Linked DNA regions of Homo sapiens: region 1 is linked to region 2. Evidence: read pairs that join two places in POLR2A ChIA-PET (ENCODE). Cell type or tissue: Panc1. All regions are shown on one strand. Each heading gives the region's core, and the rest is flanking DNA. Links, peaks and the distances in the headings are about the cores only.

The links. ChIA-PET counts read pairs that join two places held together with the same protein. Peaks named below come from ENCODE experiments on the same cell type or tissue, not always from the same donor. Only the 100,000 strongest peaks of a DNase experiment are listed, where the experiment ranks them.
Region 1: POLR2A ChIA-PET joins it to region 2 with 5 read pairs; 2 of 35 experiments call an interaction of 5 or more read pairs at or near these places.

The regions. Positions count from the first base shown.
Region 1 is chr10:69,893,283-69,904,282 of GRCh38, reverse strand. COL13A1 (collagen type XIII alpha 1 chain) reads right to left here. Exons shown (of 41, transcript NM_001368882.1): 11 at 9,705-9,731; 12 at 9,582-9,608; 13 at 8,707-8,733; 14 at 5,521-5,586; 15 at 1,428-1,535. Among named protein-coding and RNA genes, the nearest start is that of COL13A1, 97 kb to the right of the region's middle. RefSeq lists an enhancer at 777-1,376. In Panc1, for the core only: no CTCF peak of the experiment used is centred there; no DNase peak of the experiment used is centred there.
Region 2 is chr10:69,767,103-69,776,010 of GRCh38, reverse strand. No RefSeq gene overlaps it. Among named protein-coding and RNA genes, the nearest start is that of COL13A1, 30 kb to the left of the region's middle. RefSeq lists enhancers at 6,213-6,976, 6,977-7,740, 7,741-8,505. In Panc1, for the core only: no CTCF peak of the experiment used is centred there; a DNase peak (open chromatin) is centred at 6,450; H3K4me3 peaks cover 325 bases; H3K27ac peaks cover 908 bases.

The sequences.
Region 1 (11,000 bases), core at 3,418-7,417, 130 kb before region 2:
CTAACAAAGAAAACCACCTGGCTTGGGTTCAGTGGATGAGAGCCCCAAGTGTTAGGAGGGGGGTGGGGTAGAAAGGGCAGCGGTCAGCAAAAAGTGAATTTGGAGCACTTTTTGGTTTTCTTGCCTTAGTTTGGTTCCGTTTCCTGAGTTTCCCTTCCTTTCAGGTTTTCCCATCTAAAAACTGGTGGAAATAAGACTAACCCCCCTCTCTGGGGTGCTGGGGCGAAATTGTGGAAAAATTTAAAATTCATTTCAGGGGTCAAGCATTGCAGGGGTCATTGTGCTGGCCTTCCCAGCCAAGGTGGATGCTGTGTTCGGCCATAGCTGTGGCCCGGCCCAGGAAGACCCTATAACAAGCTTTGAGATTGAAAGCTGGGCAGCCAAGGGGCCCAGACATGCAAACAGGCCATCTAGAATGTGGCCGTACACACAGGGTGCTAATTGTTGGGGACATCCTTGCCCAGTGATTCCACCTCTGGGACTCTATTCCAGCAAAACTATCAGAGATGCGCACAAACATTATGTTTCTTTGTCTATGTTCCATTCTTTTCACAATTAATTTATGGTGCTTTTGTCATAAGAAGGAAAAACAGGTTTTGTTTTGGTTTTTCTACCACATGGGAAAAACATTATTTAAAAAGCATTTTGCCCTTTACCTGCCTCTCCAATAACATTAGTCTTACGGGTGGGTGGAAGACCCGTTTTCTCTGAAGTCCAGGTACCCACTGAGTTATTCTGTCCTGGGGCTTTGTTGTATAAATTGGGCTGGGAAAGAGTGGAGTCTTAGCCAGGGCTTGAACATGGGTGACTTGGCGGCCGCTGGGCTTGACCTGTCACTTGAATGTGGTCCAGCCTGGAGAGGTGCCAGTTGGCCTCTCTGGAGTCCTCCAGGCAGTGACCCTGCAGGCCCCGCAGGCTTGATGCATCCTCAGGCTTGGCGCAGGGCTCTTGGCTGACTGGACCTTCAGCTCAGCTGGCAGGTGGCCCAGCAGTGTGAAACCTGCACACGCCCCTGGAAGGCATGTTCACTGGGGTGCCAGGTAGTTGGATGACCCCTCACTACCTCCTTCAGAACCCACTGCCTGACTCAGGTTTTGCTAAGGGGCTCAGGGATAGCCATCAGAGGTGCCCTTGGGAATTCTCTTTCCAAATTCCTCTCTGCTGGGGCTGGGAACGGGGCAGGCAGGCCATTGGCGGTCTCCTCCCTGGAAGGCAGGGAACATGGCCCAGGTTGTGTTTCAGAGCCAGAGTGCAACAGGTGGTGAGTGTGATGGGGATGAATAGCCCCTTGCATGGTTCACCCACATCCAATGGCCCTGCCAAGGCATTTCTGCTTTTTGTAGGGGACCCACTGCCTATTCAAGGTTTGGAGGTTTCCAGAGAGTTCTTGGGATAAGTCTTGAAGGAGAGAGGAAGGGAATACTTACAGGTGGCCCCATAGGCCCTGGCAGTCCTGGGTGCCCCAGAGGTCCACTTGGTCCAGGGGGGCCTGGGGGCCCTGGTGGACCTTGGATGCTGGCCTGGCTCTGTTCGCCCTGAGGTTCATGGAAACGAATGTTAGAGGGAAGGCCCCCAGAGCTGCAGACCGTCCCCCACCCTCAGGCCATGCACCCAGTGAAGGCCTGCTGTGATTTCTGCCGGGAAGGAGTGGTGATGGGGGGAGGAAGCGGTGGCATGATGGTGATGATGCTGTGGTAGTGGTGATGACATGCAGGGGCTGGTGGCAGTGAGAAGAACGCCAAGATGTTAGGTCCCTGAAGGTGGGGCTTCCAAAGAGGAGTTGCTGCGGAGAGACATTCTGCGGGGGGGCAGAGGCAGAGGAGTGGGTGGGAGACAGCCCCTGGCCCAACCAAAGGCCTGCTCCCAGCCTGGCCAGATGGCCTGAATCTTCAGCCTGGGCCTGCCTCTGTCACCCTCCCTGTGTGGCGAGGCACAGTTCTCCCTAAGCCCCAGTCTCTCAGCCATAGAATGGGAACAATAGCCCTCGTTTCCTGTCTCAGCTTTTTGCTGTCTTTATCTGACCCAGAGGATCAAATGGGATCCTTAGGTCAAAGCCCATGGAATTTTATTTGGCTCACTAAACAACTGAGCAAGAGACTTTACATATAAAATTTGAATTGGTGGCTTCTGATGAAACACTGGGAACCCTGGCTGAGCTGGGCCCACATTCCTACGTCCAAGGAGTGGCTGCCTGTTAAGTGGGGCCTGAGTTCTCTGGCTGCTTTTGTCCTCTCCCTCCTAGCCCTTCTCACACACAGCCTGCTTCTGTTACTTAAGGTGATCTGCCTGGCCTGGGAGGGCAATTGAGCCTGCAATCTTTGGTTTCATTGAAAGAGTTTGGAAGCTGTGTGGAAGTGCTTTATGCTGCGTGGGGAGGCTGTTATTATTCCCTTGTCTCCTCAGCCAGCTGCTCTGAGCCCGCCTTCCCACCATGCCTGTCCACGGGATGGACTGTGAGCCCAGGGAGGTAGCGATGGCATCATGCTCCCCCTGGAGGAGGAGATGGCCTGGTGCACGTGACCCAGATTTCAGGGCTGGGGCAACACAAAGTCATCTTAGATCTAAACCAAGTCTGGCTCCTTGGTTTGTTATTTTCTAAATGACCTCTCTGGGATCAATCTGGGCTTAGCTCTTGTGAGGAGGGGCCCATCCCTGCAGATGGGCTGAAGCAGAACCTCCTGGCAGGTGTGGGAGCTCTAGGGTGGAGGCTGGGGGATGCAGGCGGCTGGAGTTCCAGGCCGGCCCACCTTTCTCAGAGGATCTCAGCAAGCCCCTATGACACACCTGAGGGGTCTCCTGCTTCCCCATGCGAGGAAGGCAGCTGATGATGCTTGCTGCAAACTCTAGAGGGAAGTGGTGGTGATAAATAGGAGTGCACAACCTGGGAATGAGAAATGTAAGCTTTCAGCAAGACCTGCTTGCACCATCTTTTGGCTGGAAAACCTGTAGGCAGATGGCATCTAGCAGTGTCACTCTGGAGCCTGGGTCCTATCCTGCCACACCCTCTGAGAAGCCACTTTAGGGCTCAGGGTGTCCATGGCAGAGGAGCAGGTGTTGAAATCACTGTGGCAGCTGCCCTGACTGCAGGTCCCCCACCCGGCTGCATGTTGGTTGTTGATAAGTCTCAGGTGTCAGTGTTTCTTCTGAACCAAGAAAGGCTTCACTAAGCCTCAGGCCTTAAAAAGGGACCAGTGCAGCCTCCTTTTCAACCACATCAAATCTGATTCAGCTGCTTGGGTCCCGGAACCTCCTCAGAATCCTGTACTTTGTGTGTTTATATTTTTTGTGGGTTTCTACATTCACAAGATGGGGGAGGCTTAGTCTGAAGTAAACTCCCGAGCTCCTTTCTGGCTGTGAAATTCTAGAATCTTCATAACGTCACAAGTCCTATGTTACAGAAGAGAAAACTGAGGCTCCAAGAAGTTGAATTCTCTGATCAAAGTCACATGGGAATTCAGGGTGGCGCCAGGACCCAAAGTTGGAACTGCAGACTCTCCCTATTCTTTCCAAGTAAGCCCCCAGCAAAAAGGGCTCACCATCTACACTTTCTGCTCTTTGGAAATGACGTCCAACACCATCTGCTAAGCACATCATATTTCATATAAAGCTTCCTTTTTCAGTGAATCTTAGACCCAATGTTTAAGCGGCTTGTAGAGCCTGTAAAATCAATATTGGTTTATTGATAAGAAATGGACAAGCATTTTTATGTCCCATAGTGGCTGACAGCATAAAAAACCTGATTCTGGAGGCAGAATCTGCAGCAGGTAGCTCAGAGGTGCCTCGTCTTCTTTCTCTACTTTGGAAACCAGGTCAGGGTAGCACAGAAAGTTCTGGCTTCACCACCTCTTGCTCTTGAAAAGGGAGGCAGTAACATGCAGTGGCCTGGATGGAATCCTGCACCCCTCTTGAGTTCTTCCTTTGTAAAGCGGGGGATAGTGAGATGGCTGGTGTGGGGAATGCATGAGATAATTTGCATAGAATTCTCACAACAATGTCTGGAACCCAGTGAGGGCTCAAAAAAGAACAGCTGATACACCTAAGGCTGGGAGGTCGCTGTTGGGGCCCAGGAGAATGGCTATTCTGAGAGTGTGGACTCAGCTCTCCTGGAATGGGGTCCGGCACAGCCTGGGGTGGGTGACAGGGGTGGGCCTGGTACTTCTCTAAGCTGCCAGTGGGCCTCCTGAGTAGCCATGCTCTGGTGAGTGCTCGGGCACACGGAGGCTCTCGAGGATTTGGCCAGGCGTAATGAGATATGTGGCCTGCAGGCTTGGGTGGCACTGGAGTCACGTGTCCCTCTGTATTTTTAGCTGTTAATTGGAGGGATTTTTCAGCCTTGTTCAATCAGGTGCCTGAACATCTAGGCCCTTGGGCTCCTGACTCCTGAGTCAGGCCAGATTGTTGCTTGAGGCTCTGCGGTCAGGCTTGTAGAAAGCAGCTCAGAGCCCTGCCACTGCTAGCGTCCCTGTGCTGGGCGGGGTACCTGGTGCAGCATGAGAAAGGTGAGGAGCACAGGGGCAGCCATGGGCCAGCCAGCCTGGAATCAAGCTGTGATCTCTGAAGAGCAGAGGCCAGATGGCTTTGTTCTTTGTGATCTGCTCCTATCCAAGCCTCCTTGGGTTAGGAAGGCAGGAAGAAGAAGGAAGCACTTGCTCACAATGTGGGTTGTGGACTACATTCCCTCCACAAATTCCCTTGCTCCCCAAACTCAGGTTACGAGGGATCAGATGCTAAGCAGTCTGCATTTCTAAGTAGAGAGGAGGTAGGTCCAGCTGAGAGAGCCCTGGATGTGAGGTCTGAAGACCTGACTTCAATTTCAATTCTGCTTCAAGGCCAGTTTCAATTCTGCCTCTTACTGTTAGTATAACCTTGGGCAAATCAATTCACTTCTCTGAGCCTCAGTTACCTTATCTCCAAAATATGGATAATAGTAATAAAAACAGCTAACAATTATGTCTCTTAAACTGTGCCAGGAACTATTCCAAATGCTTTACATATCAACAACAACCCTGTGAAATAGACACTGTTATTATCCTTATTTTATAGATGAGAAGGCTGGGACACAGGTCAAGTAACTTGCCCCAAATGACACAGCTAGTAACAGGCAGAGAGACTGGGTACAAATCCCCACTCTGCAATGTACTGGCTGTGTGACCTTGGCAACTTGGTTAACCTCTCTGAGCCTCGATTTCCTCATCGTGAAATAAGGATGATCATGCCTAATTCATAAAACTGTTGGTGAATGAAATATAACCAGGCCTGTGAAATGGGTAACAGGGTGCCTGGCACACACTGACAGCTCTTGTTGATGGCTGTTTTGAGTAATCATTGTGTGGTGGTAGTTGTGGGTCTTCTGGGGCCTGTGTGTTGTGTATTTCCATGTCTATGGTATACGTGGGCCTATTTTTGTCTGATTTAATTTCACTGAATTAGAGAGAGGTTCTGGCTTTGTCTGCAGCCCCAGCAGGCTTGCCGGGCCCCTTGGGAAACCACACATGGTCTGGACAAACGGGAGGTGTCTACCTGGAACGTCCGCCTTTTTATGACCGGGGGTGGAGCCAGTCGCACTGAATTGAGGAGAGGCAGCAGCTGAGGAGAAAGATGAGTTGGAGGGCCAGAGGGCAAAGGCCAAAGATCACAGGTATTCAGATCGATGCCAAAAGTCACCAGGAGGGCAGGGCAACCAAGAGGGACCGGAGCAGAGGAAGAGAGAAGAGAGATTAGCGTGCACATGAGGAGTGGGAGGGAAGGAGTGGACAGGGCACTCTCACGGCTTGAGGATGCAGAGCGGAGCTTGCCCTTGGATGGCACAGCCGTCCCTTAGGAGGAGTTGTGGCCCTCAGTCCACACCCGGCCTCGGCCTCCAGGTCAGAGTTTGGGATGTTGACCAGCAGCCCCCGGAATGGGACAGTGGCTCCCACATGGCCAGGCTTGCCCTCCGTGGCCATGCTGGGCTGCAGAGGCTGCTGGACACACAGCCCAACGTTGCACTGCCAGCCCCACCCATCCCTGCTTGGGGGACAGAAGGGAGCCAACTCAGAGGCTCTGGCCAGGGAACCACCGGGCCCGTGAAATTGGTACTTGAAGTTGGGCTGGTGTGCGGCTGGTGGGTTCTTTTTTTGGTTGAGCAAGAAAGGCTGGTGTCAGCGCATCTGGGGAGGGTGGTCAAGGGCAGTGCCAAGCCCAGTTCCCCGGGGTTTGAGCTGGCTGAGGGTGAGGCCAGCGTGGGCACATGTTAAGTGCTGCTGAGGGCTCACCCTGGGGCTGCGGGGCCTGGAAGATAGAGGCTGGGCAAAGATATCTCCAGAAAGCTCAACCACGTTTTTGCGGGAGGCAACTTGCAGTCATATTATCTAATGTGATTTTCATTTCTGGAAATTGTTGCAGCTTCCAGTCCCTCTACCCATTGAAGCTGAGCAACCCGTGGCTTTAGGAGGCCATCAGAGCCCATGTGAAAACAAAGATGGCATATACTGTCATCAGCTGCTTGTTTTTGAAAGCGCTTAAATCACACGAGACTCCTGGGATGAGTGTTAAGAACCAGGAGCTGCTTGGGCTGCGAATGCGCCCAGCTGGGGATGGGGAGCCCAAGTGTGGCCTTTCCAGGTCACAGCTGCTGCCTTCTTGGACAGCAGTGGCACACAGAGCTCCACCCGCTCCCACTGCCGGGGCCTGGGGATGTGCAATGTTGGGCTGTATGTTCAGGAAGCCTCTCAGTGGAGAGGGGCCCGGAGACCTTCCAGAACCTACAAACCTTCAGGGCAATTATTTGGCTGGAGCGCAGAGCTGCTGGCATGCTGCTTAGGCACTCCTAGTTTGGGAGGGGATGGAGGTGGCAGAGACAGGGCGACAGGGACCGTGAGGGGAGAGCCCACAGACACCAGCTCCCCTGCTCCCCACCCCTCTCCTCTCCCTCCCTGGGGAAGCCACAGGCTGGAATGGAGGAGGGGCCACCTGGATTTCTTGGTGTCTTCCAGGCCCCGAGACCTGCCACCCCAACCCAACCCCTTGGAAAGCCAACAGATCTCTAGAAGGCCCCTGATTTTCTACCCTCTTCTAAATAAACTTGGTCTGCCCCTCAGCTGGAATCCCAAATCTATGCCCCCACCCCACGCTTGACATGTTCCCCAGAGTGCCACTGTCATGAGGTCAGGCTTCACTGCACCCTGTGGCCAGGGGTATTCTGCAGCCTTCTGTCACTGTGCTCTTCCCTTTCCTTATGTTGGGCTGAGGGGCAGAGAGCCCTGCCCCCACCCCACCCCAAGCACTTACTAAGAACGGGAGACACACTACCAAAGCGTCTGCAGTTGTGTTGTCTTTTGTGCTGGGGGATGTTGTCTTTCTTTCGGGTAACATAATAACCCCGTGAGCCCATCGTTTCAAATAAACACAGCTGACCTTCTATTATTGTATCAGGATCAGGCTGGCCGGAACAGCAGGGCCCCTGCATCCCTGGAGCACATGCCGCTGACAGGCTGTGGCTCTGACTGTGCTGCTGCTGGCCTGCCTTCCTCAGCCCGGGCCCAGCACCGCCGTAGCCTTAAACCCATCCCAGCCTCTCACGTACCAGGCTCACAGTGGTTCCCTGGCCCAGGAACCCAGACCTCAGGCCTGCCTTCCAGCTTCCTGAGGGTCTGGGCAGAGGCTAGGCCCTGCTAGCATTGCCCTCCTGACAGCCTTCTAGAGTCAAGCTGGCACTGAGCCTGGCTTATGTCTGTCTCCACTCCCAAAATCGCACCACCCGGACCTGCCTGGCAGGGGTGGGCAGCCAGGGAAGCTGAGCACCATGGGGCACATGACAGCGGGGAGAGATGCCTAAAGATGCTCATCTTCCATCCCTGCTGTCCAGGTCTGGGAGCAACGAGGCCAATCCACAAAATGAGGGGCATTTTTTTCTGGGTCCAGCTCACTGGGGCTCCTACTGGAGGAAGCTGTGCGTATCTTGCTCTCCCCTGTCCCAAGATCGACCCTGCTGCTGGGACACAAGTTTGAAGATTCCTAACAGGACAACAGCAGTCTTTTGGGTTCTGTGTCTTGGGGTGGAGCAAGGAAAAGGAAGGAGCAGGCGGGGGTGGGCAGAGGAACCATCTCAGCCTGAAATCCCCACCCTGCTTGGAGAAGGGTTTCCTCTGCTTTTAAAGAGGCCAAGGAGAGATTTTATCCTTGAATTGCTGCAGTCAGTCCCCGATTATCTCCCATCATCGAGGTTTGGATGTGAAACACCATCATCTGATACAGTGACTAATAGAAAAGTCCCACTGTTTTGGCCACGGCTAGGCTGCCAGACACCACCCCCCTACCGCCACACACACGCACACACATGCTTGTTGGGTGGGGAGTCAAACAGACTCACACAAGTCACGCTGCCACAGGGGGCCATGTGCAGAGCAGCCACAGAGCTCCAGACACACAGCAGGAGACTCCAACATACCGAGTCAGACGTACGTACAAAGGGGCGGATGTACAGACACGCACGGGTGATGAGCGGCTCCATATAGCACATGGCTGGAGAGACACATCAGCTGTTCCCACCAGACGCACCACCATCCCAAGCTCCCCTCTCTGACTGCTGAGTGCAGAGGGCAGTGGGTGCTCCTGCTCCCCCATGATCTGTTAGTAACTGGAGACCCCAGGGAGATGAGGCTGAGCTGGGCGCTGTGCCCCAGGGATGGATCAAAGTGCCCTGCTAAATTTTAGGGGTTCACTTACCCGGTGTGGGTACTCTCCACACTGACCCTGGGAAGGAGAGGGAAGGGAAAGGTGGTGTTAGGCACTTGTTGGGGGTACCTGTTTCTCAGGGCACCCCCAGCACTTCAGGACATGCCACACATGTCACCGCTCACCAGCCCTCCTGCTCTAGTTTTGGTCTGAGCCCTCTGAGGCAGAAGAACTAAGTCCCTCCCTTGCCCCTGGCTAGCAGCAGGGAAGAAACTTCCATGGCCTGCCTGGAAGTGGCCCCAGGGAGCCTAGGGGTGGGGCTTCGCCTTATACCACTTGCCATAATGGCAGAGTCGGGAGTTATGCCCCATGCCTGGCGAAAGGTTGACCCTCTAGGCAGGCCCACCAGACAGCCCTGAACAGGAGCCACCGGATGGGAGCAGCCGGCACCATGGGGGTCCCAAGCCACCTTCTCTGAGCTGGGAGCGCCAGGCCCCTGTACCAGCGGCCCAAGGGCAAGCACAGCAGTGTCTCTATCAGAAATTCAACAAGACAGAGAGGGCAGGAGGCCAGGCCAGTGGTTTACAGGTTGATGCCTCTCAGAATCCCAGAGGCTCATGGAGGTGTCAGGGAACACCATGGAGTGACAGCTGGGAGGGGCCCAGAAAGAGGCTGAAGAGGGCCAGGCTCCAGGAGGACCCCTGGAAAGGATGTCACCCGGACCAGCCTCCAGGAGGACCCCTCACTCCAAGAAAAGGATGTCCCCTGGAGCGGTGTCAACCGAATCTATTATGCGGCACCTCGGGGGCTTTCCTGGTTCTGTCAATTAAAACTGAAGTTTGAAAATAACCATAATTGACCCCTTTCTACCAACTGGGAGGCCATTTCCTGAGATGGAGACTCTAGGAAACCTCCACTGCTCTTACCTTTTCTCCTTTTTGTCCCTGGGGTCCCTACAAAGAGACGGAGATGAGAGAGTTAGAAACCAAAGCTAAGGTCACAGCCACCGGAAGCTTCTCTGCTGGGAAATAGATGGATGAGGTACCAACCGGCTGTCCTGGGGGACCCGTCAGACCCTGTGGGAAGCAAACACACACAGGTCAGTGGGCAGACAGAAGACAGGCAATCAGGGACACCTGCCTGGGTGGGGATTGGGGCTGAATCCCGAAGGCTGGGCTCTACCAGCCATGGCCAGGTCTTCCCATGCCCACCACATTCAAGATGTCTTATTCACAGAGTCTCAGCTGCTTCACCCCCCAGTGGGCAGGACTAGGGCTGTGATGAAGAACAGATGGCATCTTTCATCCATTCCTCCAACCACCAGCATCTCATGGGCCAGCTATGGAGGGGCTCTACCTAGAGGTCAGGGAGTTTTCTGCTCCATGGGACCCCCTACCTCACATGCATCAAGCCTCTGGGAGACACTAGCACATTCCACCTCCTGCCTCCCAGGCTGCAGTGAAGCCCACTGAACCAGAAGAACTTCTGGCCTGGGGGTGCTGGGCCGGTGCCTCAGACAATGGGGGCCTTAGAGAAACCTTCAGCAAAAGAGAGAAAGCAGGAAGTTGGCAACTGAAGCCATGTTCTGGACTTCTCCAAGGAATATGAGGGGTCTTGAAGTTTCCTTCAAGGTTGTCTTGTCCATGCAGGGCTAGGAAAGGAGCTGGGGTTGGGAGGGACCCTTGCTGTCTGGGGAGGGCCCCGCATGCTCTGGCTCTCTTAGGAGGCTGCACCAAGGCTGGTGGAGGGAAGAGGAGAAAACAAATGCCTTATGGGCTGAGGATCCACCCTGAGGCTGGCTCTTCAGGTATGTGTCTGTGAGGGAGATGCTTGTGTCCACTCCAGCTCCCGAGTGAGGTGACAGAGACAAGGCCCCATGGCTCAGTGAAAGGTGGCACTGGGACAGGAGCCCAGGTTTGTCTGACGGCCAAGGTCCAGCTGTTTCCACTGCCAAATGCTCAGAACTGGGCCAGACCTTGGGAGTCAGGGCTTCTAGACTTGGCTAGAGCCATAAGCAGGTCCCTTTGAGCCACCAGTCTCTTTGGGGCCTGAAGCACTGCAGATCCCCAAGGGTGGGTCCATCTGGGAGGTGGCCGCAGCATGCTGTGATGTGCCAGAGCCTTGTTCCTGCTCCCCGCTTGCCAACAGGGCCACCTCCAAACTGGGAAACTCCCAAGAGCATCACTGGAAGGGAGAAGTGGCCTTTGGGACCATCCATGTGGCACTCCCAGCCCATGTGGCTGGCCAAGTGTTTATTGGTCTTTTATTGTTTTATTGAGACAGGGTCTCGCTCTGTTGTCCAGAATGGAGTACAGTGGTGTGATCTCCGCTCACTGCAGCCTCTG
Region 2 (8,908 bases), core at 4,389-8,388:
TTCATCCTAAGATTCTCCCTCTTTCTTCTGTCCTTGTATCTGAAAACCACCAAGACCTACTATTTTAGCTCCCTAAGTGTTTCTCAAATACATCCCCTTCTCTCCATTCCCCCAACCACTTCTCTAGGACAGTCTCCTGACATTTCTCTCCTACTCCCAGCTGATCCCCCAGCTTCCATGCATCCTTCATACCACTTCTGCACCAGCACCTTTTCTAAAACACAAAATTATCTATATCTCTCCCCTGCTTGGAACCTTTCACGTTTACATGATGAAGTCCAAACTCTTACCAAGGCTTACAGGCCTCCAGGGTCTGGCTTCTGCTGACCGCTCCAGACCCAACATTTGCCACTACCCGTCTTCACGTTACATCCCATCAACTCCAATTTGGGAGTGTTTTCTTGGTTAATCCCACTTTTCCTCCCCTTTGGGCCTTTCTGCATGTTATGACTCTTGCACAGGTTATCTCTCAGCCGGCTCCATCCTACCGGCCCCGCTTTTCTCCTGTAAGTATCTATTATTCCTCCAAAAGCATGAGCTCCCATTTTCCTCCTCCTAGAAGCCTTCCCTGGTGACCCCACCCTCCAACCTTGTTCAGTTCTCCTCTTCTGTGTTCTGGTAATACTCCATGCACAGGGCTCTTGCTGTAGTGACCACTCTGCTTGATACTCATGGGAATGTGTCTATCTCCCTCTCAGACTGAGCTCCTTAAGGGCAGACACTGAGACTGACTTAACCTTGTACCCCAGCCTCTGGCCATTGGTGGCTGCCCAGTAAAATGTTGAATGACTGAATGAATCCGCAATCAATCTCTTCCAGCAGGTCCCCTACAAACCATTGCTGTGGAGTGCCTCGTGGTTAGTTCACTCGAGTAAGTGGATTAACTTAAAAATAATAAAAACTGTGTTTCGGTAAAATCATTTTTCCACCAGCCCTTTCCTTCAATTAGTACCATCAGGGAAGGGAGTGTATTTGTGGTGAGGTTTCCATAGCACTTCTCTCAGAAGGGGGATTATATTTCCAGAAGCAGAAACCATGGCTTTAGGAGGAAAAAATGTGGAAAGAGCATGACATGGACCTGAGAATTTGCTGAAACATGTGTCCAGGCCATGACCATCAGCAGGGACCAGAACCACACAGGGGGGTGACTGTGGATGTGGGTGGCATGGTTGGTATCTGATAGGCCCTTCTCCTCTAGTTGCCATACTTATCAAAATGTCACCATTAGAGGGCACTCCTTTTAACCACCCATCACCCTTTCCTGTGGAACTCTTGCAAGCCAAATTTCCTGTGGAAGGAAGTCCCTCTCTCCTTCCAGGGATTGCGTTCTACTGCCTGGAAAGCATCCACCTCCCCCTCTGTCTACCCCAGTTTTTCCTGTTCTTTCAAATGTAGGTGAAATCCCTTCCCGCCCATGAAGCCTCCCTGGAGCTCTCTTTTAAGATGGTGGGTATCTCGGAAGCAGAAACCACATCTCATTCAACACTGGCTCCGGGTGCTCTCACAGAGCCTGGCCTGAGGTAGGTGTTGAACAAATAACCCGAAGGAGCTCCATGCGCCGCCGATTCTCTGTCCTCACATTCCGATGCTTCCATTAATGCTGGTGATCACTTATGCCTTGTGAAGGTCTTTGGTTGCTCTAAGGAGACATTTCCTCTGATGTGGCTTTTTGATGCTTCCTGAACATAGGCTAGGTTTCCCATCTGGGTAGAGGACTCTGAGCAGGCAAGGGCCATGCCTTAGCCTTCTTGGACTGCCCCTGTAGGTGGGGGACTGGGAGGCCCCTTGGAGACAGATGTTTCCCAGCTTGAATCAGATGGTGAGGAGAAAACTTCTAGCATATGGCATGTGGGACCCCATTTGTATGCTTATCCTAGACCCCACCGGTGATGGGGCAGACGTCCTCCTATGTACCTTGGGGGTAGGTGATGGGATTTTCATCAGCCATCAGCTCAGCAAAGCCCAGTGGCCTGGGGGGTTGTTTCTCTCTGGACTGATGATCAGTTCATAAGGGACTCAAGCAAAGTCATGGGTCAATCATTGTTGGCCTGCACCAGAGTGATGGGAATTCCCTGTTTTTAGGTTGTCAGGTGTGTCTCAGGGCCCATGTGGCTCCTGGACCCCCAAACATTATTTCTCAGTGAAGCCTCCTGCCAAGTCAGCTCACTTGACTCTTCTTGGGCAACCTTCCCAAAATTGGGTTCCAAACTTTCCCCAACCTCTGATCTTAGACTCTGGGGAAATCCCTCCCTATTTTAAACCCTCTCTTCACTTCTATCACCTGACAACCTTCCCAGACATTGAAAAACTCATTTCTTTTGCTTGATGATAAGGAGGGCCTAATACTCAACTCTGGAAGACTCAAATGAGGAAGTGAGGGGACATATTTGTATTACATCTCTTCCAGTGTAACAAAGAAATAAAAAAGGAAAGGAAAATCTGACTTCCATATCAAAGAGGCTGAATCATTTTCATGCAGTAGATTGGATGACCGGCACCGATCTTCACTGGCCCCGCCAGCCAGGCCTTGCCACGGCATCGTCATGGTGGAGCCTGTGTCTCTGCTTCTTGACTCTGGGCAGAAGTGAAAATTTACTGGCTCCTTGGGAAGCTTCCTGTGTGCCTGCTTTCCTCTTCTGCTTTTATAGCTGCCATGAGAGGAGCATGTCCTAGCTACTTCCTTGTCCTGGGAGGATGAGAGACACAGTGTCTCTGGGAGCAGAACGTCCCCAGCTGACCCAGAGACCTGCAACAAGAAGCAGCCTAGGGCCTAGCCCCTTGGCCAAGCCCAGCCTGGATTAGTTGAGCCACAGCCAGCCTCCTTGAGAATAACTGATTTTTGTGTTAAGCCACTGAGTTTGGGATCATTTGTTATGCAGCATTATTGAGGCACTAGCTAGCTGATATACCTATCCTGCCAGAAGACCAGGGTAAAGCAGTTAGTAGGTACACAGCGTGGGTTGAGGGCTTAGTATTTGGTTATCAGTTGAGGCTTCCTGGCAGGCGTCATTAAAGAATACTAGAGTATTGGCCCTGGAGGAGCCTCTAAATGAATTTTGGCTGCAGAGACAATCCCAGAGTTGAGCTTTGACTTGTCCTAGGCCACATGGGGGATTTGTGCAGAGCCTACACTAGCACTCAGGGCTAGTGGCTCCTCAAGACAGTAAGCTGACTCTCCACTTCCTATGGACCAGGCTGATGATAACCATGTCTCCCTCTGCTTCCTCCTTGGCCATATGTGTGAGTTTCATGTCATCAAGCTGGAATTTTGACAAATATGAGGTGGTGGCAAGGGAGAAGGAGCAGGAAAAAGGTTTGGCCAGAGACAAGACTCCAGGTGCAAGAAGGGATGTTTTGTCTGTACCCACATTTCCCTTGGGTGCCAAATGCCCCGTGATGGGACCCCCAGCCCAGAGCCCAGGCTTCAGGCCAGCTTCCGCAGTCTCATCTTGGGAGGGAAGCTTGTGCTCAGGTGCCAGAGGCACAATGACTGCCTCACCTGTCACCATTAATGTCTGGCTTCCTTTCATCTCCCAGAAGCCTAGCACAGACAGCCATGGGGATGGACCAGAGGTAGGCTGGGAGAGGTGGGGACTAGAGCTCCAGGAAGGGAGCTGCTGCTCCTTGATGTTTGTGCCTTGCTGATGTCACTCCTGGCTTCAGGGCCTGGAGAGACACCTTTGCACACTCCAGACTTCCTTGGCTCAGAGTGGAATCAGCTTCTGAGGCTCTTACCAGGGGAAGAGGGGGCACAGCCCACCAATCTCCCCACTGTGCTGGGAGCTGGAGAAGAAGGGGGGCCTGGGATATGGATTTAAGGGGTTCTTTGAGTCCACTCTACCAACTCTGGGCAAAAGAGAGTGAAAAAGGCACCAACTGGGGAGTCAGCAGACTGGGATTTTGACCCTAATGTTGCATTTTATTAGCAACTCATGTGACCTTTGGCAGGCAGCTTCCCATATCTGGGCGTCAGTCTTCCATTTTGTAGAATGGCCATAATGGAATAACTGCTCTGGAGGGTGCCTTCAGGCCTGATATCCAGTGATGGCATTGGGGCCGGAATATTTCCTCTATTCCGATGGGAAAATAATAGCTCCTATTTATCCAGCCCTCAATATGTGCCAGGTACTGAACTAAGCCCTTGCACATATTAGCTCTGTTCAGGCTCACAGCAATTCTATGAGGGAAGTATTCTTATTGTCCTCATTTTACAGATGAGGAGACTAAGACTCAGCAAGGCTCAGTAACTCACTTATGGCCACACAGCCTGATGAGAAGCCATGGTTTCAGACAAGGCTGTCTGACTCCACAGCCTGCCCTCCTAACCTCTCTGTTGTGCTCTAGTGAGAAAGCTCTTTCTCTGGTCTCTTCCTTCCAAGATCCCATGCTCCTTCCAAGACCCCCCCCCTCCCTGTGCACTTCCACAGTCAAAAAAACCTCCAGGCTTTAGGCTGGAAGAACTCAAGATGTCTGAAAGAAATCCCTTCAACAATGGAGATAAATGCAATCTAACCCATCATCCTTTCTATACTGGCCTCCCCCATGAGGCCAGTCCCGCCCCAGTGCATGATGCTAGGAGAGATGGAAGGTGGTCCCTGCCATCAGGATGATATGCTGATAGCCTGGCTGGGAACCTAAGACTGACCCTGGGCAGTCTGGTTCCTCACCCAGCTTTGGACCTGGGGGGCCCACTACAGTGCCTGACATGCAGTAGGTGCCCAGTGAGTGCTTGTTGATTGCACTTTGGTGAGATGGAATAAGCAGCTATGGGCTACGGCTGGCAAAGGTGCAGCATTGCTCTCTCTAGGCTGGAAACCTTTGCTTTGCCCCTCTGAGCTGCCATAGCTCAGGAAACAGGGAGGCACCAACACCCTGAAGAGGAAGTGCCTCTGGGCATCCAACTCACTGAAGTTGAGCCACAAGTGCGAGAGGAGATCTTCTCACCAGCACCCCTTTCCTGGAAAACCCTCTACTTTCTCCCTTGAGGTCAACAGGCTGTTTGCACCCATGATCCCTTAATGAGCTGGCCATGAAGTCTGAAGGTCTGGGTGAACAACGCTAAAATGCTGCTTGGAAAGGGGAGGCACGCCGTGGAGAAACGGGTGGATGTCCAAGCCCTTCTTCCTGAATCAGGCTTGACTGTCCTTTAGGGTCAAGAAAACCCCTTTGATTTCATAGTCCAGGCATGGTGGGGACAGGGTCACAGAGACCAACCACTGTTTGGTATGATTGGCTAGAGATGGGGACACAGCACCAACCTCACCACCACTAATGAGCTGCATGACCTTTCCTGCCCATCAGGAACAGGAAGTCAAGGCCCTACGTCGCTCTGGAGGCTGTGAACTCAAATGTGACAAAATAGGAGAATTGCTAGGAGAAGAAGCCAAGTGCTGTATAGAGGCTGGGCAGGACTGGGACAGCTGGTTCTGAGGAGGCTTGCCCTGAGAATCCCAAACATATGCCCTCGGGTCAGACATGGAACCTCCCTGAGCCTCTGTTCCCATTTCTTCATTTGTTGGTTCATTCATTCATTCAATAGCAAGTCACTAGTGACTCAGACAAGGGCATGCTTGCTATACCAATCTGGGCAGCAGTGAGGCTGTGGGGTGCCCATGTGGTATTTTGCTGTGTGATCTTGGTCAGGTCATTTCCCATCTCTAAGCCTTACAACCTCCAGCCTTGCAGGGTCATAAGACCCTGGAATCAGCCCACCTGTGCTGCAAACAACCTGGTTCCAGAGGCTGCGTAGTGTGGTGGGAAAGCAAGCTCTCCAGAAGCGGCAGGTGCGGATCCCTCTCCCAGCGCTGCCTCTTGCTCCAACCGGTTCTGAGTGTCCATTCTCTCTCTGGGGGTTGTGAGAATTCCTTTACTGCAGGAACAGCACTTGGGAGGTACCTGGTACCTAGTCAGTGCTTGATAAGACTTAGCTCTGTCTTTCACAGAATTCGCTCTTCATGAGAAAATAAACTTGCTGAGCTCTGGTTTATGTTGGTCTTGCAAAGCCTTGGTTTCATTCAGGGCGGTGTTGGCCCACCCTGAGTCTGAGGATGCCGTGTCCAGCTCCTCCTCTGCCTTTTCTGGATCTTCCCCCTCATGCAACCCCCAACCTCCACGAAAGGTCCATGCCTTCCTTGGGGTCCCTTGCTCTGTGAAATGCAGCGTCCTCATGCTCTGTTTCTTCTTCTCATTCAAACCTGCCATTGGAAAAGGGCTGGATGACTCATTTATATCAAAGAGTAAATGATTGATATGGCTGGGGCTTTTTCCTTGCAGGGGGCTACGTTTTGGAAGAAAACAAAGCCATAAATGGGCTGAGTGATTATGACAGTCCTTTGGGCATCGATGTGCAAAGGAGAGCTCTTTGTGGGTTGGAGGAACCTATCTGGAGGGGGCCCAAGAGTCCTGGGACACCAAGGCTGTTGCTGCAAATCGGCACAGCAGGGCGTCCTGGCAGTGACTCACCCTGGCAGGAATGCAGTGAGCTCCAGGCAGCCTCAGCCCTCCCCTCTGGCCTCTCTTGGACCTTCCTTCTGGTAGTACATCTGGACCCCAAAAGGCAGCTGTTTTGGGGGCTCCGCGGAACCCACAGACCTTCCCTGACTCAGCCCAGTTCCCACCCCCACTGGCCTTGCAGCTCCGTTTGTCCCTTTGCTCAGATCCCAGCTTCTAGGAGTTTCCTGGGATTTGGGAACAAGATGGCCTGATTTGTTCTAAGAGCGTTTTTGTTTATATTCCCTGGTTCTTTCTACTCTTGGGGGAAAGGAAGAAAATAAAAGAAAAAAAAGGGAGGGAGGGAGGAAGGGAAGAAAGGGAGGAGAGAAACTTGTGCTTTGACCAAAGAATTGAAATGGGATTTTCCCCTTTTTCCTTCTTCTTCATTTTTCTCCCCAGCAGCAAACTACCAGACTCAGAAATGGAAGAGTGGGGATGCCTTTGGCTTCCGGACGAGCCAAGGATGGCAGCTCTGCCTGGTAGGAGCGAGGGCCACCAGACCTCAGGGGCAAGACCTGGGCTTCCTGTCCTTCATCCCAGGGGAGTGTCTTGGGGGACAAGCTGACAAGGCCAGGAAGCGTCAGCATGTGGGTCTTCCCGGACCCCTCACCCACCACGCCGAAGTGTTTCATCACCCCCTTGCTCTCATACCTCACTTTTCATTCCATGCTGCACTCCCAAAATCAGAGAAGAGGAGGAAGAAGAAAAGGACAGGATGCCCACCACAGCCCCCATTCCATTTTCTTCTCACCCTGCATTATTCTCTGACATCGTGTTGTTGGTTTATTTGTGTATTCCTGTCTCCCCTCACCAGAACGTGACCCCAAGAGGGAGAGATGGGGTCTTTCTCATGCATTGGGTCGCCACGGCACCCATGGCCCAACTCTGGGACTCAGTGGATGCCAGGAGAGCAAGAGGAGGTGAGCTTACTCATCACCCTCAGCCTGCTGCAGCCACCAGCAGCCCTGGAAGCTCCAGTCTCCAGATTCCCTGCCCACACATGCACCATATGCACTCATGTGCATACATCCACATCCTTGTGTGCACATTCACACACACACATGCGCATTCACACACATGCATGTGTGCCCTCACACATACATTCACATGCACACACATACACACATGTCCACGTGTACACTCCATGCACACGCTCACAGGACCATGTTGAGAGGGGCTCTATGTCTCAGAGCCTCTGAGATGAGCGAGGGAACCCGAGGCCAGAGCCCTCAGCCCCCAGCCTTTGCCTGAAGAAGAGGAGAGTGACTCAGTTCTGCCTTCGTTGGGGTCCCTTAGCTCAAGGACAGAAGGTGCAGAGCCACCTGAGCTGCCAGGCCCCTCCCGAGAGTCTGACCAGCTGGAGGCTGAGGACGTGAGAGGCGGTGGTGGTGTAACTCTGTTTCTGCCTTACAGACCTTTGGCAGCCAGACCAGACTGGGGGATGTACCCCAACATGGAGGGCTGGGCTGGGCAGGGCAGGGGAGCCAGGAAGCCTCCCTGGTGCTGTCAGCTTCCTGGCCCACCTCTTGCTGCCCTTGGCTGGGAGAACAACATTGTTTGGAGGAGAAAGTGGGGCCTCTGCCAGAGCTTGTCTGGCTGAGCTGGGCTCGGCCTGGGTCCTCAGGAGCCCCTGGCCAAGAGGAGTCTGAGCAGTGGCCAGCTCCCTCAACAAGGGTGTGAGAGAGACTGAAAGAGCCCTGATACCTGCTACCTGCTCCTTCCCAGCCATCCTCTGCATAGCTCACGTTTCCTTTCCAGACTGAGCTGACCACACCCGCTTCAATGTCCTTGCTTCAATGGCTCCATTGTAGCTCCCAACTCGCTGAGTGTCCAACGCTTCCCATGAGTTATTGCAAATCCTTGCAAGGGGTTGTTTTACAGGTAGGGAAACTGAGGCTTAGAGATGTTATGTCATGTGTCCAGAGTTGCACAGCTAGTGAATGGTGGATCTGGGATTCAAAATGGAGTTGGTGATGCCCCTGGGTTTATTCTCCCTGCTTTGTATCAATGCCTCCTCCCCTGGGAAACTTTGTGCCTGGCACTAACTGGAGACTTTGCCACCTTGCCCTGTGCTACCCCCTCTCCCAGCACAAGCTGAGAAGAGAGTGTGGGAGAAGCACCCACTTCATGCCCCATCACAGCCACACTGGGCCCAGAAGGCAGGCGTGCTCCTGGGGTCCCAGAAAGCATCCCTATATTGTCTCTTATCCAACTGGACAGCAAGTCCTGAAAGATCATCTTTTCAGATTTCTCTTAGGTTTCCTGGGCCTAGGAAACACTGCTACTTAAGTAAACACAGCCCACCATTGCCAAAGGGCCTCCTGCCTGGACGCCACTAATCCCCTCCTCGTATTATAAAAATTAGTGGACATAGTCCATGGCAAGCTCGCAGACACTGTCCAGCACACAATGCCCT